Regions from separate parts of the Mus musculus genome. Here regions 2, 3, 4 and 5 are each linked to region 1. A link is a loop called in an ENCODE intact Hi-C map of the cell type or tissue named here. Cell type or tissue: heart. All regions are shown on one strand. Region 1 holds the start of Hipk2 (homeodomain interacting protein kinase 2). Region 2 holds the start of 4930502C15Rik (a long non-coding RNA gene). Region 3 overlaps Hipk2 (homeodomain interacting protein kinase 2). Region 4 holds the start of Fmc1 (formation of mitochondrial complex V assembly factor 1). Region 5 overlaps Hipk2 (homeodomain interacting protein kinase 2).

The links. A loop is a pair of places that touch in the nucleus more often than their neighbours do. Peaks named below come from ENCODE experiments on the same cell type or tissue, not always from the same donor. Only the 100,000 strongest peaks of a DNase experiment are listed, where the experiment ranks them.
Region 2: it touches region 1 in a loop (5-fold over the local background); 11 of 42 quality-filtered maps call a loop at or near these places.
Region 3: a loop joins it to region 1, with 2.0 times the contacts of the local background. A loop is called at or near these places in 7 of 42 quality-filtered maps.
Region 4: a loop joins it to region 1, with 2.6 times the contacts of the local background. A loop is called at or near these places in 3 of 42 quality-filtered maps.
Region 5: it touches region 1 in a loop (1.9-fold over the local background); 3 of 42 quality-filtered maps call a loop at or near these places.

The regions. Positions count from the first base shown.
Region 1 is chr6:38,871,631-38,876,630 of GRCm38, forward strand. It overlaps Hipk2 (homeodomain interacting protein kinase 2), which reads right to left and starts at 4,560. Exons shown (of 15, transcript NM_010433.2): 1 at 4,169-4,560. The coding sequence starts at 4,187. It also overlaps a transcript of Tbxas1 not described here. In heart, a CTCF peak has its summit at 2,537 (motif pointing right); DNase peaks (open chromatin) are centred at 2,551, 3,591, 4,251 and 4,711; H3K4me3 peaks cover 3,249 bases; H3K27ac peaks cover 4,088 bases.
Region 2 is chr6:38,733,336-38,738,335 of GRCm38, forward strand. It overlaps Hipk2 (homeodomain interacting protein kinase 2), which reads right to left. Exons shown (of 15, transcript NM_010433.2): 7 at 4,023-4,185. It overlaps 4930502C15Rik (a long non-coding RNA gene), which reads left to right and starts at 4,181. Exons shown (of 4, transcript XR_003956279.1): 1 at 4,181-5,000. In heart, CTCF peaks have their summits at 3,074 (motif pointing right) and 4,636; a DNase peak (open chromatin) is centred at 3,106.
Region 3 is chr6:38,805,353-38,810,352 of GRCm38, forward strand. The region is part of intron 2 of Hipk2 (homeodomain interacting protein kinase 2); the gene reads right to left. Among named protein-coding and RNA genes, the nearest start is that of Hipk2, 68 kb to the right of the region's middle. In heart, no CTCF peak of the experiment used is centred here; no DNase peak of the experiment used is centred here; H3K4me3 peaks cover 588 bases; H3K27ac peaks cover 907 bases.
Region 4 is chr6:38,531,809-38,536,808 of GRCm38, forward strand. It overlaps Fmc1 (formation of mitochondrial complex V assembly factor 1), which reads left to right and starts at 3,053. Exons shown (of 2, transcript NM_025363.3): 1 at 3,053-3,202. The coding sequence starts at 3,065. n-TRcct1 (a tRNA gene) reads left to right here and starts at 2,123; the gene lies at 2,123-2,195. In heart, CTCF peaks have their summits at 1,716, 3,075 and 3,287; DNase peaks (open chromatin) are centred at 1,883, 2,993 and 3,363; H3K4me3 peaks cover 3,612 bases; H3K27ac peaks cover 3,474 bases.
Region 5 is chr6:38,750,519-38,755,518 of GRCm38, forward strand. All of the region lies in intron 2 of Hipk2 (homeodomain interacting protein kinase 2), which reads right to left. The region is part of intron 2 of 4930502C15Rik (a long non-coding RNA gene); the gene reads left to right. Among named protein-coding and RNA genes, the nearest start is that of 4930502C15Rik, 16 kb to the left of the region's middle. In heart, a CTCF peak has its summit at 2,219 (motif pointing left); DNase peaks (open chromatin) are centred at 2,313, 3,413 and 4,813.

The DNA of each region.
Region 1 (5,000 bases):
CTTTGACTGCAACCCCAAGCAGCTGAATCGTCATACTAAGGCTACCAGAAAGCACTAGCAAAGAACAATAAAAACTGTGCACATGTCCTACGCTCTTGATCATCAGTACTTTGCTCCATACAAGCCTCAAGTCACCTTAGCCTTAGCCTTAGCCATAGACTGTTCTCTACGGAAGAAAGGAAGAAAGAAATGAAGGAGCACAAAACATAAAATATGAAGTATGTAAGCAGCTATAACTTACATAAAGCCCCCAGTTTTCTTTGGTGAGAAATTCATGTTTAATTGCCTAGTGAGGCAGCCCCTGACATGTGGCTGGGTAGGAGCCTCTCCTCTGAGAAGAACCAGTAAGGAACTTTTGGGGACTCCTTACCCAGCCTGCCACCTTGTACAGGAATGGGTCCTTGCTAAGGTCCTTGCTGTTCATTCTCAGGGATGCCTTCCAGGACACAGCTGCAGCCCCTGAAAGTCTGCCTCCCAGGTTGTTTGTACATTTATAACGTAGCACAAAAGTGCTGCTATGGAAGAGACAGTCTCTACTTGAAACCAGCAGAAGCTTGATGGGAATAAAGACTCCAGAAAGGTCACAGAGGAAGAAAAAAAGGTTCTTTCTTCTGTGGCTATGGGGGTTTATTGTTGCTGGTTCCCAAACTAGAAAAGGAATAGCAGGAGATTAATAATTGAAATTGAAGTGTTCCTATTGCTGGTTTTCTAAACTATTTGAGGGTTATGCTTTCCCTAGAGTCATCATGCCTGTAAACAACTAGGAAGACAGAGAGATTTAACACATACTGAGAAAATGCCTACTCCAGGCAGGAACTCTACTAAATAGACTCGGTTCTAACTGTATCCTCACACAATCCAATAGAGGCTAAAAGTTCTGAAAAGTAAAGGCATAAACTCATTCAACCCCCACTTTCCCTGATTTGAGTGTCCTGCCATCCTGACTAGTTTCAAAGATAAAACTAATGAGTTTGATTCACTATTCAGGTGTAGCAATAAGGTAAACAATGGTTATGCTTTGTTATTCACAAATGTGCGACAAAAACACAGGCAAAGATACAACAGACTACTCGTTGCAAACCTCTTTTCAGGGAAGATGATTCCTAATCTTATTGCTCCGTTTGCATCTTGGTGGCCAGGTGTCTTCGGGTCCATCTGATGAGGGACTTCAGCATGCCAGTGTTTACAAGTCTGAATGTGAAAGGTTCTTTGGTTTCCTCCACACTGATCAACAAGCCACGTCTCAGGCAAGTGAGGCATAGTTAACTTGGAATTTAGGTCTCTCTAGTTGGGAATCCAGAGTTACAGACCCCTGTGACTGACTTTTGCACTACATGCTGAAAAAGCCTTGGTAAGCAAGTTGATGGAGAAATATAATCACAAGGCAAATGTTTAACCTTCTAAGAAAATATCCCCCTTTATTACAAGAAGTTTAACTTGATCAGTATCAAGCCACTGAAAACTAATGTGATATTTATAAGCCGACTCTTAAAGACAGTACTGGAAGACTGTTACACTTTGCCACTTATTAATCCCTATTATCAAATATGCTTTGTTTCAAAAACAGCACACCTGTCTAGATTTCTACATTCCAGCCTTCACTCGGAATCTGAGTCACACTCCATTTGAGAAATTCCAGCTAGAAAGTCTCATGTGTAATTAGACCTCTGAGAAGAATCATGTGGAACTATTAGGAGGAGAAATCCCTCTTTTGGAGAAGTCTATTAAAAAAAAAAGTCCTGTTCATTTATGACCACACACACACACCCCACAGTCCCTGGGTTCTGGTGGAAATATGATAAAAGTCAGGTTCACTGAGTCCACAGATTGTCACTGGGGGTCAAGGGAGAGGTCAGTGTAGTGTTGGCCATACTCTGCACTGTGAGTGAGCATGGGCACTGGAAGCATAGGCCTTGACTACGGAGGTCATTTCTCTGTCTCATAGCATGCCTAACAGTCTCTCTCAAAAAGACCAGACAGGCCTGAGCTCTGGGCTGAGTAACTCTGGGTTGGTGGGGAAGAAGTGCTGAGCAAGAGGAGGAAAAGAATTCTAGAGATGTAAGAGATGCTCCCAAAGAAGAAAAAAAGCTACAAACAAAAGAACAATTAAGAGAACCCACAGACAAGGCCCAAGGAAACCCAGGATGGAAAGGAGGTGACAAATTAGGTTGCCTGGGATAGAGGAGGGCTGGAAAGTAAAACTCCAAGCAGAGAGAGACCTCTGAACCCCACAGTCCCACAGTGTAACACTTTACACACCTGTAATTGCTTTTCCGACACAATCACTAAAAGAACAATGTCCTAGGACCAACTGTGCTGGGTCTTACTTAGCCCCGGGGGCTAGCCTACATTCCTCATGGATTTCAAATGAAATCAACATAATCAATGAAGTTCCCAGGGTGGCTTTGTTCAAGGTTGACAAAATACATCCCGACCCACCTCCCCAGCTTCCTGGAAGAGGAATTTTTATTCCTCTATTACAGTTGTGAATTCAATGCCAAGTTCTTTCTAAAATGCTCACCCGGAGTGTCCAGCAGAGGGAGTCTCAAGGAGGTACTTAATAAAGAGAAAACTGTTTCATTTTAACACTCTAGACAGTGGGAGCTTTGACTGCAGCCCCCCTCCCCTAGACACAGATGAACAATGAATGCCCGACATGGGTTCTCCTACATGTTCACGTCCCCACTGGCATGTTTCTAGTCTACGTGGTGGAGTGATCCGAAATTTTGTTTTGTTGTGTGGAACGGTTAAATAGACCTTGTGTTCTTCGGAATCAAAGAGGAAAGCCCCTGGAATAACATTTCTCTGTTGCTTTCTAAACAGCCCCTTTGTTTCTAAGAGACTCTGGAAAAAATATTTACAGTCCATAGGTTATTTACAGCCTTGTTATTCAGAGCCTGAATGGTAAGAGAGTCCATGCAGAAACCTAATTCATTTAGAGCCCTGGTACTAATAACAGATTTTCTTTTCAGATAAGTTTTTTTTTTTTTTTTAAATCAGCCTCTCCTAACAGAGATAAAACTATTAATGAGATCCCTGTTTCACTCGGCCCAACAGTTCCCTGGGTTTATAGGATTACAATCTCCCCTAGCCCCTCCTCTTGGTTCCTGGCAAACCCGTTTCCCTCTCATTTGCGATTTCATACACAGAATATCTGAACAAAACCGAAAGAAAGCCAGATGGACCCACGCTAAAAGTATGTAAAGGGCTGCTATTTCAATGATTTCACGAGAGAAACATTTTCACGACGAAATAACTGAAAAAATCTGGCACACTTTGGTTGAAAAATACCCGGTACTACAAGCACACAAAACCCCATAGAAGAGTAAAAACTTAGTTGATTCCGGCTTGATTTTCTCGCTGCAAGCTGACGGAACTGACTGAAGAGAACCGAAAGAGTGCGCGAGGCAGCTGTATCGCCTTACCTTTTCTTTCTTCTAAAGACAGTCAAATGGGAAAAAAATCAGCCAACGCCAGGTGAAGGTGCACAGCACCGATCTACCCAGGCCGAGCCAGAAAACCTTCTTTCGCACCCCCTTCCCCGCCCCCCCCAAAAAGCCAAACTACATTCTCCCTTCCACACGCCAACTGCGGGGAGATTTTGAGCCTATTTCATTGTTCTGCCTGGGTCTGAAATGGACTTTTCATCTCAACCCTCTCTCATCGCTTGGCCCCTTTCAATCGGATTCCACAGCCACCACCACCACCACCACCCCCCAAAAATCGGAGGCTCGGGAAGAATAAAGGAGTGTGGGGTGGGAGTGGAGATGTTTGGAAAAGGGAGCAGAGAGGACGGACAAGTAGAAAGGAGATCGTTTAAAGGTAATGGGGGAGGACCGCATCACCTTCATTTATCACAAATAAACAGAAAGCAGTCACGGATCCGTCTTTTCCCACACGCCGCCCCCATTTCTTTTCTTTGGGCAGCAGCCCACCGGCACACACCCCCCAGCCGCCTTCTCTGCCCTGGAAATAAGATCCTGCTCCAGGCCGGCTCCGGTCCCGTCTGGACCCAGGATGGGGGCACCGGGGAAGGTCGCGAGCCCCCAGGACCAGGGCCCGGGGCTGCGGCCGGGGGCTGCCGGGCGAGGGGCCGCGGGCAGAACAAAGCTACGGGGGCCGCGGCTGGCCGAGCGAGCGGGGGGATCGCGGGCCGGGTGCCCCTTACCTTCGTACACGGGGGCCATCGGGGCCGGGGTGTCCGCGGTTCATGGCAACGGAGAAGGGAACGCGGCGCGCGAGCTCGGCCCCCTCAGCCTCAGTGGGAATCTGCCATCTTGAGCCTGTGTCTCCGCTCTCGGCGCAGCCCAGGCCGCCAGCGCCCGCATCACCGCCTCACTTGGCCGGCGCCGGGGGAGGGGGCCGGGCGGGCGCGTCGCCGCCGCCGCCGCCGCCGCCGTAGCCGCGGCCCGGGCCCTGCGCGGGGGGCTCGGCCGGCCCGGGGCGGCTAAGGCGCCGAGGCCAAGGGCCGGGCGGGTCCGCGAGGGCGGGAGCCGGGGCGGGCTGCGGCGGCCAGGGCCCGGGCCGGAGCTCAGCTCCGCATGGCTGTGAGGCGGGGGCGCCGGCAAAAGTTGCCCGTGAGGAGCAGGGGGAGGGGGCGGGGGCGGGGCGGCGCGGCCGGGCGCGAGCGGGCGGGCGGGCAAGCGCGAGCGAACGAGCCGGGAAGAGCCCCAGGGAGTCCGCGCGCAATCGAGCGCCGATGGCACGGATGCGAGGCGGGGAGGGCCGAGCCGAAGGGCAGAGCGGGGCGTCGGCGGGGGCCGAGCGCGGCCCGAGGGGAGCCGAGCGGCCGTGCGAGCGGGGCTGGGCGAGAGCGCGGTGCGCTGGCCCGCAGCCGCCGACCGGAGCTCCGCGGTGGAGGCGGCCACAACTTTGTGTGTGCGTGCTTGGGAGTGCGCGCGTGGGTGTGCGCGCGCCGGCCGACCGGGCCGGGGAGCGCGAGCGGCTGCTGCCGACAGCAGTCCCGCTGCCGGGCAAAGTGTCTTCACCCCAGCGCGTGC
Region 2 (5,000 bases), 140 kb before region 1:
ATTCTGCAGAAGGCCACACTCTTTACTCCTCCAGTTGGAATCAGTCAGCAGCAGGACGATACCCAGCCCACTTTCTGGGTTGCCTCTCAGCACTGAGGTCTGTGTGACTATCCCCACAGCAGCCTGCCTTTCTGTTTTAGGCAGGTGAGGAAGAGACAGACATTTACATATCCTTCTAGCCTGTGCTGACCCAGCAACTGACAAGTGAGAACACAGGGACACATTTTTTTTAGCCAGTAAATATAGTACTTGTGGGTTACTACAACAGGTTATGTATGAGCCACAACATGGGTCTGGGAATTGAACCCAGGTCCTTTGGAAGAGCAGCCAGTGTTCTTAACCACTAAGCCATCTCTCCAGCCTTGAATCATTCTCTCTTAAAGACCACTTTACGCATTAGCACCCTGCTTTGTACATAAGCATCTGTTTTTGATGAAGGGACCCTGGTATAGCTGTCTTGTATGAGGCTATGCCAGTGCCTGGCAAATACAGAAGTGGTTGCTCACAGTCAGCTATTGGATGGAACACTGGGCCCCCAATGGGGGAGCTAGAGAAAGTAACCAAGGAGCTGAAGGGGTCTACAACCCTATAGGTGGAACAACAATATGAACTAACCAGTACCCCTGGAGCTCATGTCTCTAGCTGCATATGTAGCAGAAGATGGCCTAGTGACCAGAACTGGGAAGAGAGGCCCCTTGGTATTGCAAACTTTATATGCCTCAGTACAGGGGAATGCCAGGGCCAAGAAGCGGGAGTGGGTGGGTAGGGGAGCAGGGCGGCAGCAGGGGGGGGGGGTATAGGGAACTTTCGGGATAGCATTTGAAATTTGAAATGTATATAAAGAAAATATCTAATAAAAAATGGGGGTAAAAATTCCAGTAACAGCCTCATGAGTGCAGTGTATGCATCTTGACCTGGTACCGTTTGTTTTCTATAGACCCTTAGGTACCTTCCTAGTCTAGTTGTTTTCCTAGCCTACTGTGAATATAGGCTATTCATCTCATAGGAATCCTGTGGCCCACAGAGTTATCTCTGAGCCTCTGTGCTTTGGGGTCAGCCTTGGCACCAGGGCTCCAAAGCAGAACTTTCCCAGACAGTAGAGTTGAGCTATTCCTGTGTGTTCTTGTACAGTAATCTGTGACTGTGTGGCTCAACGCCTGCCACAGTGTGCTGGGCAGTGTGGTCAGCACCCTAACTGATGCCTCCTTGGGAGAAGGACTCGTAGGGGAGGACTTGTGGTCCTCTGCTTGTCTGCCTGACTGACTTTATGTGTGTAACCTGGATCTGGATCTGTTTTCAGCTCATGTACTGCTTCTCTAGGAGTGGAACTCATGTCATGATATGAGTGCCAGTCCCCAGAGTGACCAGTAGGCATGATGACCGTTTCCCTCAGTTTCTGATCCTGCTTAGGGATCAGCTGATGAAAGTATGTATGATGGTGTGGGTGACTTTTACCCTGTCCTCTGTGGTTCTAAGAGCTGTTTTGGATAACAAAGAGAAATAAGAAGAAAAAAATAAGTTCACTGGTAACTTATGTTGCAAAGATAGGCCCAAGTGGTTCTTGGATACAGTTGTAATAGACATTTCAATTGTTGACATCTCTAAGAACAGGATGTAAGCCTAACCTATAAGTTCAGTTAAAATTCTTGGTAGAAGGATATATCCCTAAAAGAAGACACCTTGGAAATGTTAATAACGAGGCTGACCTTAAGAATTAAACCAAGAACACGCAGGAAGGACTCCCTACTCAATGTTACTAATATTTTTTGAAAGTACATAGAAATTATGATGTATTGGCCCAGCTTTCTTGAGACATAAACAATTACAGATTAGTGAGCACTTTGAAAAGTGCTAGTCTACTGGATATATGTTAAGAGCAACAAAGAACTCATTCTGTATCCTTCCACTAACATCAATCTGTAGGTGAATTTTGTTGTTTTAAACATTCAGTGTTCAGGATGAGCAAAACTCCAGGGTCCCGTGGAGTAAACACAGCACTGGGTTACTAGTGTACAAAGGGAGTTTTGTTGCACTTAGAGAGCAGAGGCTGTCTAGGAGGTACTGGCTGAGGATCTCCACAGGATTCATCTGTGAGTCAGTGTGTGTGCTTCAAGGGTACAGACCCTGACACCAGGCTGCTGCAGTCCAAACCCAAACTACCTCATATGTACTAACATAGCCTTTGTTAAGAGGATTAACCACTTTATCTCAGTGTCTTCCTCTAAAGGACAGTGACAATATGCATTCCACATGGATGCCGGGAGGACTGAATGGTGCCATGCCGAGAAAAGTCTGACCCAATGCTTCCTGCCAGAAGTGTGGCCACTTTGTAATAGTATCAGAGGAGGGGAAGCATGCCTTAGTGCTTAAGTCTAGGTTATAATCCAAATAATTTGTTTTTCTGATATATCTAATTAGGGCCTAACACTTCCAAGTTCAGATGATGGAGAGTTTTGCTCTCTGGATCTTAGTTTTGTAGGACAGCACTTCATCTTCTCAATGCTTAGGCCTACATCACACTAAGTTCACAGCCGTTTTTTTTCACTCTGGTCCTACCTAGCAACCTTGCAGTCTCAGTGTCATGGAGAAGGGAGGTGCCCTTACTTGGGACCTGCCATTGTGATTTTCAGTTTTGGTGATACTCTTTGGGACGGATGTGAGGCTATCATATCACAGGAAACATGGAGGTGGGCTGCTCTGATGTAGACCTCAGTCTGATGGCTATAAAGAGATCTATAGAAGGGCTGGTGGGGTAGGGGGAGTCAGCTGACCTCATACATGATCTGAGGAGTGCCCGTTCCTGTGTGCTGTCTTACATAGATTGGTATTGGAAGGGACAGATGGCAGATGGGAACGAAGAATTTGAGGTTAGAGCGTTAGGATTAAGAGTCTCCTAAGGACTGATGGGAAAACAAGCCTCAAGGTAATGAAGAAAGCGCCAGTGGTTGCTTTGAGAAGCTCTAGATGGAAAGGCCTTAACTTGAGGGCTAGTTGAAGGGCTGGTAAGAAAAGTCTTTGACCCTAAGCACTAAGTGTGAGCTTTTCACTGGACAGATAGCGTCAGGAACACTGATGGCCTCCAGGGGGCAGCAGATTCCAGATGGCACTCAGTCTAAGCAGAGAGAGTTAGCAGAGAGAGTTAGCAACTAGAATTCAAGCTAAGAGGGAACAGGCCAATAAAGCCCGGCGAATAAGAGCAGTGCTGAAGGCAGGGGCCAGTGACTCCTCAGTGATGGGAGAGGACCAGCCAACAAAAGTGGACAGCCAGCTGCTGCATTCACACAGTAGGTTTCCATACTTATTCCTCTGCTCTGAAGGTGTATGTCCTTATGCAGAGGTATGAACAACACAAAGGACACTGTTGTCATTACAGATTGGTATTAGGGCTGGAGAGTCTGGGAATGCTTCTTTGGGGACTTATAAGACTGGAAGATGGGAGTAACGGTTCAAGCCTCTGAGTCTAGAGGTGGGTGAATCAGGTTGTGGAGAGTCTTCATTCAGTAGCTCTTTTCTGAGTGTATTTTCTGTCTGTATTTCAGACATCGTCCTATGTTGCTGAGCCTGCCAATCTGCAGAAGGTTGAAAATCCACGTGAAGGGAAGCTCAGCTTCCTGTATCCCTTGGGAAGAGCTGCTAGGACTCCGGTGACAGACCTATGAGCTGGCTTTTCTATGACATAGAGAATGAACAGGTTTTTCCTCTCCTGAATACAGACAGCATGGACACAGGGTGCAAGGAGGGACTCCTCTAGCTCTGGTTCTACAATTTCTTAGCAGGCTTTTTTCCCCACATTTGCTCAGAGGAAAACGGGAAGAGGCACCATCTCAGTCCCAGAGTCAAAACAGAAACGTCTCCCCTTGGCTTCTTTAAAAAAAAAAAAAAAGGCTGAGGAAGCAGGCACTTTAGCTTCCAGGCCCAAAAGGACAACATGGGAAGACTGCTGGGGTTTGGAGGGGGATATCTGGGATATCTGAGTCCTGATGGTTAGCCCCACCCACCTTTCCCTGGTGCCTGCCACTCACCTGGTTGTGGACAGTGGTCAGCTGGTTGTTAAAGGTCATGGTCAAGTTGGTGGATGTGCTGGGGGCCACGTGAGTGATGAAAGGTGTTTTGCTCTGGTTCACTGTGTCATACATATTCACCCGGCGCTTGCAAATCTCCATGTTTTGGAAACAAGATTTGACACTATATATGCAAAAGGTGGAGGCAGAGACACATGGACAAGAAAGAGGGTGAGGTGGAGGAAGGAGAGAAAAGAGAAAGAAAAAGACAGAATGGTTAATCCAGTAAGCAAAACAATCAGTAAATATCCACATTAGCGTCAAATAGCCCAGCTTTCCCCAAGTGTGCTGCTGAACTGTCAGCACTGTGTGAGCAAATTTCCCATTGTCTTCTTGTCCTTTATCTGCCCTGGATGGACAGACTCCCTTATCACACACATGCTTCACTGCATCTACCCCCCTCCCACCCCCCCATTACCTTTTCTCACTGCTCATTCTAAGTGTAGTGCTTGACCAACGAGATTAACTCTCCAACCAAGGACATTAGGAGCTGCTACAACCTACTTCTGTCTTCCTTAGGGACAACATGTCTAGCCTCTCACCATTCTAGCATCCCATGTGCTACTAGCACCATCTATGGGTCAGCCAAATAATTCTCCCACCCAGGGTCATGAACTTAGGCTGACTTGTCTCACTGGAACCTGTCACGAAATGAAAACAATGAAAGTGGTTACTAATTTTTACTGAGAGCAGTGATATGTGTTTGCAGTCTCCTATTCAGTCTTGTACCATCCACAAGACAGAATTAAAATCATTGTTCCATTTTTACAAGTGAAGCCAAAGGTCTAAGACAGATAATGTGCCAGACAAATAATCACTAATTGGCAATTCACACCCCTCCTTCTCTTTTACACATTCCTAACTTCCTTATTCCTTTCTTGTCCTAATTCTTGTCTAGTTCCATGAAGTAGAATTCTCTCCTCCATTTTCTTCCTGAAT
Region 3 (5,000 bases), 66 kb before region 1:
TGTATAAGCTGCCAGGGTCATCCTTCAAGGCCCATGCACTGAGACTTGGACAAGATCACCTTTGCACATCCAGGACAGCCAGCAGGTACTCTTATTCCAGGGGGTAAATGGCCTTTCCCAAAAAACTGACTACTTCCCATACTGAGTATGAAAATGCCTGTAAGTGGGAGGCTTACAGGAAAGACAGGCTGGCTTGGGGGAAAGTACTGTAGGAAAACTGCCACACACTCAGATGGTGTACAGGTACAGCCTGACCATGGAGAACTGCAAGCACAAGGAGCCAGATGAACGCATCCCACTGGTCCTTGATGTCATTTGGGAATCCCAAAGTCTGGGCATTTCAGTGTTGAGTTTCTGCCTCTCTCCTATGGTGATCACTATCCTGACTCTGTGAGTACAAGCCTGTGACCTTCTCATGGAACAGCACTGAGAGAAGCTGCCTACTTTCGTCAGCAGCAGCTATTTATCCCAGGCTTGTTTTTGTAGGTTCCCCCACCCAGCCATTTCCAGAAATGACTGTTCCTCTCTTCCTGACCCTTCTGTGACAGAATAAACAAGACATCTTTTGCCCAAACACCACAGGGCAAAACAAAAACAGGAAGAGAAAGCAGGCACACTAAAGCTTTAGATGTAAAATTATCAGTGTTTTTAGAAGAAGATAGATTTAAAATGTTAAGTTTTAAAGAACTTTAAACTTGTATGCTATTTTGTTTCGCTTTAGCACATGCAGACTTCTGTTAACACCTCTTTACTCAGACTCCAATAGCCTCTGACTCTTGTTGCTGATCAGGGTGGATGTCTGACTCTATATGCCAAGTGCACTGATGTTTCAGGGGTTCACACTTGGTGCTTTTATATTTGCCAATGTAAGTTCAAATTTACAAAAAGAAGGAGGCTAGACCACCTTTCTTGGAGGTAAGTAGATGACAAGAAAATGACAACAACACTTTGTTCTTTATGTTTGTTCTGACTACAGAACTTGTATTTCCATTGCTCACATCCATGATAATGAGGATGCCACTGGAAACATACCCCATAAGTGAACATCCACACAACAATCAACACAGACACACAGCACATCTGGCACACAGCACATCTGGCACACACTGGCAGTGCTGTCTGTGTGGGGGATCTAGAGCACTACTCTTGGCGCTCTGACCTTTGGGTTGGTGGCACTGAATGAGGAAGATCATCAAATATCAAATGCAGATGTGTCCCCCATTCTGTCATTCTCCTCTAGTCCTGCACCTAGTCACAGGCCACAGGACATCAGGCATCACTATGGGTACAGCAGCAGCAGTGTGGCAATGAGCCAAGTCTTCAAACTAGATAGGTGCATCCACCTTCCCCCACCAACCACACTCAACACTGCCCAACACTGTTATTCTCCCTATATGCTACTTACTTTGCACTGTCTTCTGTCCCAATCTGGTACAGGAGAGAAGCCATTAGCCATATCCCTGACCTGCAGGCTTGCTCCTTCAACACCTCCCGATTGCAGTGCTAGAGATGGAAGGGAAGTAAGTAGTGCATGATGCCTGATGCTTGGTGGGTGGGACAACTTGTAATTGCTAACCATGCCAGATCAGACACATCCATGCAATCTATGACAAGAAGACTTAAGGAACCTGGGAAAGAATGGGTACTATGACCAGTAGCTGAGTTGCACCCATGGAGTTGTCTCCTTTGTTTCTCATGACAACATCATGAATTACTCAGGTTCCTGTCTTAAAAGAAATAAAGCCTGAGAAAGATTTGGAAACTTGCCTGAAGTCACACAGCCATAAAGTAGTAGATCCGGAATCCAAGCCCAGGTCTGTCTGCTACATATAGCAACAATGACAAAAGTCCTGACAACAGTGCTAACAGCCGCAGATTAAAATAGCAGCTAGCATTTATGAGTACTTCCTCTGTCCCAGGCCCTCAGAGCAGCCTAGGATGAGCTCTGTTCTCTCCAGGAAGTCTTTGTTCACTCAGCTTTCTCGCCTGAAGACAAGATTAGAGGGTGCCTGAGCAGCATATCCATATAGTCCCCAAACCAGAAAAGAAACAAGAGGTCTTGGGGCCCGAGCACCAGCTCTAGCTCCTTCAGTAGCACTAGTCAGGCTTTGCCTGTTACCCCTGGGGTAGTCCTCTCCAGCTTTCTACATAGGACAAAGCAGATGCATGATGACTTTGGGAAACTGGCTGGTTAAAGTTTTGGACTACTGACTTCAGGTTTTAACTGAAGTCTGAGCAGCACAGAAGAGTGTGTGTGTGTGTGTGTGTGTGTGTGTGTGTGTGTGTGTGTGTGTGTGTGTGGTGTATATGACTCTCCAGGAGGCTGAAGTTGGGTCCCTGTGATCCAGAGCTCAGAGAAAAGCCGAATGATATGGAGTCAAGACTTGTTAAAAAGGAAGGACTTGTCTGAGGGGGTAACACAGAGCTTGGCCAGCAAGGACGTCTGGTACATAACAGAGAGTTATATTATGGAAGCATAGGAAGCTACTACCATTGCCAGGACCCCACTCCAGTAGCCATCCTTCTCCACAAATGAGTGACAGGGAGTGCTAGCTTCAACCTGCATTATTCATGAATGGAGAGACTTTGGAAATAAAGTGGCTGACCTCCATCAGCCATCAGCCTTCATCATTTCCCTGACTGCCCTGTGCTCCACATGTGGGCCTACCTCTCCGCCTGAGCACCTCTGTAGGCCACCTCAGAACCCAGACCCACACTATTCCTAGAGGAAAGCTATAGGGGTTAAGTGAAGGTAGGTAGATGGATGCATTAGCTTCAAGTCCTCATCTCCCCCACAAAACAGCACAGAACTCCGTTTTGAATTCTTAGTCTACAATATTTTTTTTTTTTTTTTTTTTTTTTTTTTTTTGGTTTTTGGTTTTTCGAAACAGGGTTTCTCTGTATAGCCCTAGCTGTCCTGGAACTCACTCTGTAGACCAGGCTGACCTCGAACTCAGAAATTCACCTGCCTCTGCCTCCCAAGTGCTGGGATCTAAGGCGTGTGCCACCACGCCCGGCTTTAGTCTACAATTCTTAAATCTGCCTACAAAAGCATTTTCCTTAAATCCCTTTCCACTTATGAATACCAGCCATGTGATTGGTGGGGAACACAGTAGCCAATAGCACAGACACAGTGCTGCAGCTCACATGGGGTGTGGATTACACCATCTCAGCTTTGTATACTTTGGCTTCAGTATTCACTGTGCTTAACTGCCTTGTAGCAACCCCCAGGAACACTAAAGCCCATTTAGTCTTCACACACACTCATCTCCAAAGAGTGCAGTCAAGTTAAAGGGACAAAAGCAGCTCTAATCTTAGGGACTCCTGCTTTTTCTATGCTCTGCTCGAGAAGGCTCTGTGCAGCTTCTTACAGGGGATGGAGTCCTATATGCTTCCAGCTTCTAGTTCCTAATAACACTTATGCTGGTCAGCATCATCCTGCTAGCCCTTATTCCTGATTCTTGGACCACCTACCAAAGAGACCACCTGAACACAAACCTCTGTTTGTTTAGGGGTCTGCTAATGGGAACCCAAACAAAGAAAATGGTTCCTTAATGTCACCCTCTCAGCTTTTATCTAGTACCACGGGTACCCCCAAAACACTGATTCCCCTATGAAGCACAAGCTATGCTTGGCTTGTTTGTTCTCAGTTACCCTCCTTGACAACTCCATGTGAGGCAGCAGCTGATGGGGACAGAGAAGAGTTACCATGCACCCTATCTGGCAGAGTGGTGAGCTAGAAGGGACTGAGGGCAGCAGAGACTTGCTGCCGTGGGGTAGACTTGACATAGTGGCCCCAAACACCTGAGAGAATGGGAAAAGTGACTGGAGGGCAGCACAAGCCACTCCTCAGTTTATTCAGAGAGAGGAGTGGGACCAGGGAGCTCATCCCACTTCAGGTTAGAGACCGTCCTTGCATAGCTGAGGGTACTCCTACTCATGTCTTGAAAGGTCAGCACAAAACACAGTGCCTGGCACATACTTGGAAATAAAAAAAATTGCTTGTACAATGCCTGAATGGGAATTATGGCCCCCATCACAGCTGGGGCCATGGAGAGTGACCTGGAGCTATCAACAGGAGATCTCTTATCTACTGAAATTATACTAAAGTCACATACAGTACTATCTCCTCTGCTGGGCATCTGCTTTCTTATTCCTACCTCATTCCAAACATCCTCCTCTGAATCATCCACCCCCTCAGTCTGCCAACCCTCATGACCTCTCCCACCACACTCAACAACTACCTTATAGTCCCACATCCCCACAGCGCCGCCCCCCCCCCCTTGCAGGAGAGGTGTGTGGCTATGAGTCATGTAGGAGCAGCACCAAGCCTTCCCACATGCAAATAAGGTTTCCCCCAAACTCTCAGTCCAAGCCAATTAGAGGTACCTGTTGTAGAACCCTGAATTACCCCCAAAACTGTATATAAATCCATCCAGAGAATTAAAGGTGTTCGAGAACTACTCTGTTGTCTGAGTCCTTTGTTCCAAGAGCTGTAACACTTGGGAAGAGATCGGCTCTCCTGAAGCCTGAGGCTCCGCTGCACTCCTCACTGGATAGTCAGCCTCTCAGCCCAGCCCAACCCAACTCAGTGCAGTTACCAGTGATCTGGAAGGCAGGGCAGAGACTCCACCTCCCTGCCCACACTCGCTTCCCTTCGCCGGAACTCTCCCACTAGGCCTGGGCAGAGATCTCCGTGGAAAGCCTCTGGTGCTCAGGCCCACACCCACCCCTGAGTTTTAGAGATTTAATCACAAGACGTTTAACAAATGGACCCTCAGAGGAGCTACAAATCGCTTATAAGAAAGATCAACAGCTCAAGGCCAGACTGCCACCTGTGACCCCTTCTCTAATCTTGACAGGGGACACTCTTCATACTGTGTGAGATAGATTAAAGCCCAAACCACATGCAGCACATACACAAAGTGTGACCATGACGACAAAGAAGGTAGAAGGAAACTTTAGAAGTGACTGTGATGCACATACAGACTCCAGTCTCA
Region 4 (5,000 bases), 340 kb before region 1:
GCCGGCCCGGCCTCTAGCTCCCAGCTGCCACAAGCTCTGAATCTGAAGCCCCTTTATGTCTATCACCTTTAGGAGCCTCAAACTAAACTGTCATGACAGGCCTGGCACAACATTTTTTTTCCTCTTAGGTACAGGGTTTTGGGAGATGACAAGTCTCCCAGTTGAAAGAAGAAAACAGACAACCACAACAGGATATTAATGTGGTAAAGAGAGGGAGCCAGGAAAGAGATGAACGCTTTCCTGTAGTTTGGGGCTCAAGGAGACACAGGGCTACACTGTCTTTTGGGTAAGACACTTTTTAAGACACTGTAAGAAAATTTCTTTTGGGTAAGAAATCTATTTAAATTATTAATGCCACAAATCAACAGGCAGTCAGCAGCATTGAAGAGAATGCAAGGGCAGTTAAGACTCAAATGTCAGAATGGGTATCTCTTCTTCTGGTTTCAGAGGGAAGGGTAGGTGAGCTTCCATGTCAAGAGTCCATGCTTGTAACTAGGATGTTTTTCACTCCTGGATGGGGGGGGGGGGGAAGGAGAAAGTCTTACAATCAAGGATGTAATGTGTGATAATGTGATTTTTTTTTTAATATAGAGAAGGTTTATTGGAGAAAAGGAAAGGGGGGAGGAGGGGAGAGAGGAAGAAGGGATGAGGGGGGCTGGGGACATGTAGGAGGGAAGAGGAACAGAGAATAGATGGAGAGGGGGAGGGGGGGTGGGAGAGAGAAGATGGGGAGGGGACAAGAGAGAGGGAAGCTGGGGAGGGAGAGGGGGTTGAGGGTAATGTGTGATCTCGATGTGAAGAGGTTGGAAGGAGAAACCCCGTTTAGTTAGTGTGACTTCATCATGCAGGGGTAGCTCCCGATAACTTAGAGTTCGTTAGCTTGGGGCTGGTACCCAGGAGCAGCTGCTAGGGAAGAGAGACATAGTTGCGGATGAGTTTGGTCTAGGTTCTAACACAAGGGAGTAACTTTTTTTTTTTTTTTAATGTAATTTGCGACAGGGTCTCACGGAGGCTTCCAATTTACAGAGATCCTTCTTCCTCCTAAGCATGCCACTACGAATGACAAAGCTAACTGTAACCTTGTCATAGAGAGCCTAAAGGGCCTAGAACAGCTTCTAACATACACCGAGCAAGTCAAAAGACCCAGAGAGTAAATAGGAATACTAAGGCGATATGCAGGCTGTTGGGACTGAGGAAAGAGGCTAGCTCAGATATCTGAGCAGAGGGGAACAAGAAGCGGCCGGAGCTAGACGAAGGTTAACATATAAAAAGCTAATGAGGTAGGGTCTACAAGGGCAACCTTAAATAGACTGAACTGCTTCTTAGAAAATAAAGAGCCACTGACACCTCAAAAAGAGGTTTTATGACAGGGCGGTGATGGCGCAAGCCTTTAATCCCCGCACTCGGGAGGCAGCCTGGTCTACAGAGCGAGTTCCCGGACCTCCAGGACTACACGGAGAAACCCGGTCTCACTCCTCACCCCCTCCTCCCAAAGTGGTTTTGTCTACGGTATACAATTAGGAACAAACCTAAATTCTAATTATCCCTAATTTCTACTATAGTAGGCACTAATTTCGCACCGTCTTATACTTATAGCCCACTTGAAAATTCGAAAACTGAACCCCATTCTAATACATCCTTGGCTGCGGAAATGGCCTCAGCGCTGTAACCGGAAACAGAAACTGACCACTACCTAAACGCCACCTAACGACCAGCTAAGAGCGAAGACAAACCCTGAAAGTAGCCCAATCGGAAGGGGCTTGGCTTTTCCTGTTACAATCTGACAAAGAATAGGACCAGAGGGAGGCTCGAGGAACTGGTTTCCGCAGCCCGTTTGGCTCTGACGTCTCCCGGGCCCACTTTTGCGCAGGCGCAGAGCTACTACGCACAGAAACACGAACACGTAAGCAAAAGCGGGAGCCCGTTCGGCTTCGTGGCATCCACTGTTTGCAGGGTGAAGCGGTTGACTCTTGGCATCTAAACTACATTTCCCAGCAGGCATCCGTTTCACACTGAGGCTGAGTTTGGTTCTCTGTGATAGGGTAAAAACAATAAATTTAAGTGATGACGTACGAAACAGGAAATAACTTGATTATGGTGTTTGAGGACATCAGTAGAAGAAGCCCCAGTGGCCTAATGGATAAGGCATTGGCCTCCTAAGCCAGGGATTGTGGGTTCGAGTCCCATCTGGGGTGGTTCGTTTTTTTTTTTTATCTATTTTAACATCATCTAATTAGATGATTATTGCGAGTCAAACTTACTGTTTATTTTATGTATTTAGAGACAAGGTCTCTCTACCTAGTTCTGGCTGGGTTAGAACAAACTGCAGACCATAATGGTCTATGAGCTGTGAGATCCGCCTGCTTCTGCAGGCAGTGAAGGCGTGTGCCACAACGCCCGGCCATCTTGTTTTAAAACTAGAGAACTGCGGGGAAAAACAATCAAACAAAAAAAACAAAACGAAAAAAAAAAAAGCCAGGCGTGATGGCGCACGCCTTTAATCCCAGCACTCGGGAGGCAGAGGCAGGCGGATTTCGAGGCCAGCCTGGTCTACAGAGTGAGTTCCAGGACAGCCAGGGCTATACCGAGAATCCATGTCTCGAAAAACAACAATAAACAAACAGAAAAACAAAACAAAACTAGAGAACTGGATGTGAGGCTTTACTAGTAAAGGGGCTGCAGTTTGCCATACCAGGGTATGAGTTCATTTTCTTCTCCTAGGCTGCGGGGACCATAAAGTTGGAGGTCGGTACGTTTAATTTTGACATCCCTGGTAGAAACAGTAAGATCTTTTTGGCGTGACCTATGTCCAGACATCCACATACTCTCCTGCCAGACACCTTTCCTCAGAGACTCGGCGGCCATCAGCTTACGGCAGTCCAAAGGGACGCAGTCAGAAGGGCCGAGAGGATTCGGCACCTTCCCTTGCTCTCCTGGTCCCCTGAGGTGCCTGTCACTCGCGTTTCCCTCCAAGGGTGGTCGGTAGAGGGCGCTGTGGGGCGGAGTGGGCGGGGGAACACCTCGCCCGAGGCAGTGAGGGACCAGGCTCTCCAAGGACAGAAAAATGGCGGCCCTGGGGTCCCCGGCGCGCACTCTGCGGGGCCTTCTGAGGGAGCTGCGCTACCTGAACGCGGCCACCGGGCGGCCATATCGCGACACAGCGGCCTACCGGTACCTCGTTAAGGCTTTCCGAGCACATCGGGTACGGCATCCGCGGCTGGGTGGGCTCCAGGTCGCGGGAGGGCGGATGAGGGGGCGGTCTGCGCAGGTGATAGAGGGTCTCAGGACAAACGTGTCTGAGTCACCCTGTCCTCCACCTGCGGGTCTCACCACAGACTCCAGCCCTTCGGCTAACCTGCGGTCTGAAATCCCCTACTGGCCCAGAAGCCGCGTGGGGCGCACCTTCCTAGGGACTTCGTATCTGCCACCCACCGGGGTGGAGCTGTCTCTGACGATTTCATTGGTTTGTCTGGTGCATGGGGTGTGGAATGGAGTAAGGAGCGGGCGTTGTGTGAAGTGGGTCCTAGGGGTCGTAAGACTTAAAGGCGTAAGGGTACAAGCATCCCCTCTCCTCATCCTTTCTACATTAAAGTTTTAATAGGAAGCAGTGTTTTTGTGATTTGACGGGTGTGTGTGTGTGTGTGTGTGTAGGTGTGTGTGCGCGCGCCTGCTCGCGCGCGTGCTTTTGCTTGCTTGCGTGTTGGTGGGGAATGAAGATACAGAATTTCAGCATTACTCTGGCTGACCTGGAATTTGCTGTTTAGACCAGATTGACCTTGAACTCACATCTGATTGCCCTTTTCTCCTGAGTGTGGGGATTAAAGGCATGGGCCAGGCAAATGCAATTTTTAAGGCAATTTAGTGGGGAATATTCAAGAGTTGAAGAGTGGTACTGTTTTATTTAGTACTAGCCTTTCACCACTGAGGAAAGCAATATCTTATATTCTATGGAGATGTCACATCTTTAGCCTTCTGCATGACAGGATACATGACATGTTTTACTGGTGTAACAAACATAAACATACAGAATGCTATCCTTGGGAAGTGCCATTGTGAAATCCACAGTTCATATTCCTCTTAGAAAGGAATGGAAGATGGTTAATTTTCCAAATGTGGTAATGCTCAATTCTCTGCCTTTTGGACAAGATCAAATACAAACACTAAGGCTCGGGGACAGTCACCTGCCCAGTTCTGCTTGATCAAGCATGGCTACAATTTAGGGGAATGGAAACTTAAGTTCTTGAGCAATTATCTTAACTACAGAATTTGAGCATTGCAAAACTTTAGAACTAAAATTCACTTATCTTTTAAAAAGTTATGTTAGGTACTGTGTATTAAGAACTAGGGCCAAATATCAAGAATAAGATGTGGCAGGTGTTGGTGGAACATGTCCTTTAATCCTAACAATTGGGAGGCAGAGGCAGGTGGATTTCTGAGTTTGAGGCCAGTCTGGTCTACATAGGGAGTTCCAGGACAGTCAAGACTATATAGAGTATCCTTGACTCTGAGAAAAAACAAACAAACAAAAAACAAACCCAAAAGATATACATGTAAGAAGCTACAGTCTCCCTGAAGAGCCATAAAATAAGATCATGTTTAGCATAAATAAGTGCTAAGGGTATAGATAACCAGGGGACAGTGGTATGAAGAAGAGGTGCTTCAGAAAGTCTAGTAGGCTATAATTAGGCATCTGGAATTGGCAAGTGAATAGAGGTTAGGAAAAGTAAGGGTACAGGGAAAGAAAACATAACTAAAAATTTAAAGAAAGCATAATTAAGGCAAACCCAACAGTTTCAAAGAGGGGAAGATAAGTAGGTAGGTATATATGACTGCTATTGTACCTTATAGAGGTAACATTATTGTCCTTGAAGGTACTTTGTAGTAAAGGTTTTGAAGTTCCTCACAAAAAGAATTTGGGAGGTAATGGTAGTCATATCTCAGACTTTGAGCCCAGCCTAGTCTAGAGTTGAATTCCAGGACAGCCAGAGCTCCATAGTGAA
Region 5 (5,000 bases), 120 kb before region 1:
CTGTCTCTCTTCCTCTACGAAGCCCGTGAGGGCAGCCCAGTGCCTGGCATTTAGTTGCCACTTGGTCAATACATACATGTTGATCGAATACACCATATTAAATATAAGAAGTGTGAAACACGAGTTAGGGTGGGAGTTCTGTGCAGTGCAGACAAAGGAGAGGGAAGGGGTAAGTCTTCACAAGGAACTAAGTCTGGGCCCTGGTACAGGAGGACTCAGCTACAGATAGCAGGCACTGAGGCCCAAAGGGGCATGTGTGTGCCAGCCCATGCTCAGTTGCACAGACACCTGAGCAAGGGAGATGGGAGGAGAGCCTGTGTGTTTATCTGCAGATGGTTCACCAAAGACTGACAGCAAGAAAGGTGAAGTGTGGAAACCTGAAATTGGTGCCAAGGTCTCTCACAGTTACGATTTCACCCCTCTTTTTTATTTTGGGGTGGGGTGGGGTGTCACTGTACCTCTAAAGTAGATCGCTAAAATATACCATGAAGTTGTACCAAGCTCGGCTTTCACTGGTACTAGGTAAATGAAGTAGTCCTCAATTCATGCTTCTATTATAGTTACTAACTCAGCTCTTGCTTTTGGTCTCAGCCTTCCCTTTCATGTCTCAAAGGATAAGTTCCTTTTCTCTGTGCATATGAAACCTATTTTTGAACTATTTTTTTCCCTTCCTATCCCTTCCAGTCTTCCTTACTCAAATATATGCTGCTCCCTTTGCATCTACTATCTACACCAGTAGATCAAGATGTAAACATGAACGAAAGACTGGTGCAAGAGATATTCACTAAGCATCTGCTGCCCCCAAAGGACTATCTTAAAAAATCTCTCTGATTAGATTATTTAGGACACTAAAAACCCTTTGAACATTCATGAAGTGTCAAATAATTACACCCAAGACAGAGAAAATACCTTCTTATATCCTAACATGGCACTAAAAGTTCTTCTTGTTTTCCTTCCTTTTATTCATGGCAGGGAGAGACGTCTCATTGGCTAGCTCACTATACAGCTCTGGCTGGCTGTGTACTCTGTCTCTGAAACTCACAGACATCTGCCTGCCTGTACCTCTTGAGTGCTAGGATTAAAAGTGTGCACCACATGCCTGGTTAAGTTGTAGTTTATAATAATAATAATAATAATAATAATAATAATAATAATAATAATAATAACAATAACAATAACAACAACAACAACACCTCTGTCATTTTTGACCCATCAACAACACATTTGCCTATCTGTCTCTTTTTAAATCTCTAAGAATATGGTCTGGGTCTCATTTATCTTAGATTCCAAGCTAGGTACACTGGCGCTGCTCTTTCAGTAGCTGTTTGAGGCCCCAGGAAAGAAAGATACTTGTCAGGCTAGTGAGGAGGCTCAGCAGTGAAGGTATCTGTATTTATAGCAACCTGAGTTTGATCCCTAGAATCTAGGTAAAGGTGAGAGGAGGGAATTTACACTAAGTTGTCCTCTGACTCCATGTGCATGGTATGGTGTATATATGTGCACACGCAGCACTAATAATAATAGATAAACTTTATTTGAAAAGAACCCACTTCTCTCTTTGGATGCCTGCAATCTGGGGAAATATGTGTACTCTGCTGTGATTTTGTACATACCTTGTTCCTATGATGCTAGACTCCCAGGCTCTGAGTTCATGAAGGCTCACTCAAAACTCAATTCTAAAGTTCTTTTGTGTGTGTGTGTGTGTGTGTGTGTGTGTGTGTGTGTGTTTAGCTTCCCTGTCAGTAGCTGCAGAAGTGCCCACTCTTTCCTGAGGCATATTTGACCAGGTCACTCCACACTGGGCTTTGGCTTCAGCTGCACTTGGTCTCTTATTCAAATGTTTAGCCATTCAGTGTCACTATGTGCCAGGCACTATGCTGGGGCTCAGGAGCAAACAATAAAGCAAAGCCTGGGGGCCCTTGGAGGTCACTATCTAGTTAGAGGCAGCTTCATGCAGACAGCGCAGGTATACTACATGGAACGTGTACATATTACATGAAGAAGGGCAAGCTGGGCGAGGAAAGACAAGAGCTGAGAGGTCTGAGCTAACCTTGTACCTGGCAAGGCAGGGGTAGCCTCCACGCACAAGGCAGTGAGTACTCCTCCCCCATGTCACTGCTGTAGCACCAGTGCTTAGGCTGTGGACGGTCCCATATACCTTTCTAGAAGGGACAACTGTGCCAACAGCAGCACCCAGCAGCTCCCTCTGGAGGCTGGCGACATCACCTTGGCAACACTGTGACAAGAGACACTCTGCTTTGGCTCTTCCAGATTTAGGAGGCTTGAGGGCACATTCCATGGAGGTTGTTTCTGTCCTCAGAGTTGTGCCAGTACAAGAAGGACCCTGGGTACACGGATCTCTGTTCTGCAGATCACTCAGCTGACAGCTGCTCTATACTTACACTGCCATGGTGCCACCTCATGCAACCATTTTAAAGACTCTCACTACTATTTTGGGGCATCAAAAATACTTTAAACACATACATGAAGTGTCAGACAAAATTGCACCTAAGAAAGAGAGTGATTATTCCTTTCCAATGTGACCCTCATAAGATACCATACATTCCATTTTCTAGGGGAGGTTAGAAAAACAACTGTCACTTTCAACACATCAGTGACTGAAGCTTTGTTATTAGCTCCACTGCTCTCTTGACAGTGCACATAAGGAATAAGTTATTCTTCGATCAGTCTAGACCACGTGACCCTGCAGAGGCTGGCTTCCAAGAGAGGTGTGAAGACTGCAGCCAGGAGCCCAGTGCACATGGGTCCAATCCTAGTATTTTTTAAGTACTGGCCATATACCTCATTCTAGAAGGAGGGGCCAGAAAGAAGGTTAAATAGAGCATGGCAGGAAGTACCTCACAAAAGTTCTAGGACAATCAAGCAATTCTAAATAACTTACCTATTATCTGACTTAATCTATATGGCAGTAATCAAACAAAAAGAATACCCTTTTTCTGGTGTTCTTTTTTGGTGCTCTGGATCCAACCCATCGTTCCTTCTCCTCATGTGAAAGACACCCTTTTTTCTTCACATTAGAAGTCACAGCCACAGACCTCTCATCTCACTGTAGAAGCAGAGCTCCCTCCTATAACCCGTCTTCTACTTATTTGGTCTAATGCAGATGGCAATAGCATTCACAGAGCTACAAGGCAGGGACTGAAGGCAGCACTTGCCCTGCCCTGCCCTGCCCTGCTCTGCCCTTCGGGTAGTCTTCCTATCAATATGGTAGTTGAGATGCCAGAGTGATACCCTGGGAACAAAACCCAGGGAAGAGGTCTGAGGATCTAATCGAGGAGCTGACCCTGTGTGTACTCACAACATTCATTGTAGCAGAGGTCTGTGCTGCAGGAGCTGGGCACACACCCTGCTCATTCCAGTGTCCTTGGCTAACCACTGGCCCAGAGTCAAGTATCTTGCTCTTGCCCACAGTCTATGACAGAGCAAGGGCAAGGTTCACATGCATTTCTGATGTAAGTGTTCAGCCTGCAGACCATTCAGAGAGCCTGGGGAGAGCTGAGCACGTCTGGGAAAATGCTACTCAATTTCTCCAAGTTTTATTTTACCCTCTATAAAATGTGATTATTAATCTCACTTTTTCCTCTTGTCTGTATAGTAACTTATGAAGATAAATTATGGCCAGTAGAATTATAAAGCAGTTTGAACTCCTTGGAAGCAAGAAACTCTATTAGTCCCTGGTATTTTATAATCACTGATATTATAAGGTGTACTCAAATTGAACTGCAGTGAAGAAGTCTGTTCCCACAAATATATGCAGATTGAAAGTAACCTCGATATGGCTGGGGCAGAAGCAATCAAAATGTAAAATTGTATTTCAGATGGGTTGTTAAATCTTATGTTTCTATTGCAATACTAAGGAGACTTGGCAATGCTGCCATGAGTTCTGAGCCACTGCTGAGACTGGTGGCCTGGAATGGAGGCATGGGACTCCATCAAAGCCACATAGGGCCCAAAAAATAGCAACAGAAATCTGAAGGAGAAGGCAAATCTGAGAGGAACGAGAGCTCATGTAGAAAACAGCCTTCAGGGTAAAGACTAGAGAACACCTTAGGGTACCACTCAGGATGAATATTCTTGGATCACAGGTAAGGCTGCCAGGAGAACTGTCCAGCATCCGTAGAAATGAGTTCAAACTGTGTCCAGGAAGTCACAGGGCGGCCCAACTGGGGATTTAAACAGTGATGCAGGCCTGGGTAGTCTCAGGCCAACCAGGGATTTAGTTTTGAAAAAGATACAACTTCTTCAGCAAACCAGGTAGGGGAGGAACTGATTTGTCTTTGATTAAGGGGATGAGTAGAAGGTAAGAGGAACCCATGGGTGAGGGTCTAAGATCTAAACACTGGCAGATATCCACCTGGACCTCCCGTTATGTGAGTTTATAAGGAGCCATGCCTGGAACCAACTCAACTGCTGGAAACCTTGAACTTTGGCCTCACTCTCCAGCTCTAATGAGCTGAAGAACCATCACAGCAGAGATTGATAGTAGGTTTTGAGTCCAGAAGGGAAGCTGAGGAAACCCTACTTAGCCTTTAGGTAACAGCTTGATACAGCAGACAGAGAAAACACAAAGCAGAGATCTCCATGTAGGATCTGGGGCCACTGCTCAATGCTCATAAAACTGTGATGATGAGGATTAAGACCTTCGAGACCCTCGCTGAAAACTGGTTTTGGCTATCACCAATAAAAATGCTCAAGACATTGAAACAGCCTTGTGTCCATATGGGAAGGTGACTTAATCACAGTTTGGTCTACATGTTGACATCTGTCTCATGCCACACTGGGACAGTCTCCAAAGGACGCTGGCTTTCTTGATCTCACTGGCCATTTCCAGCACAATGTTAGGACCAGAGGGGTAGCTATTTTTATTTGTATTGGCAGTGAGCCTCTTAGCTCTGAATGAGATTTTTTCCAAGTGTGCACTAATACACATGTATTTTCTATGCTAATCCTTGATTCCTAGGGCTACTACACTTCTGCCA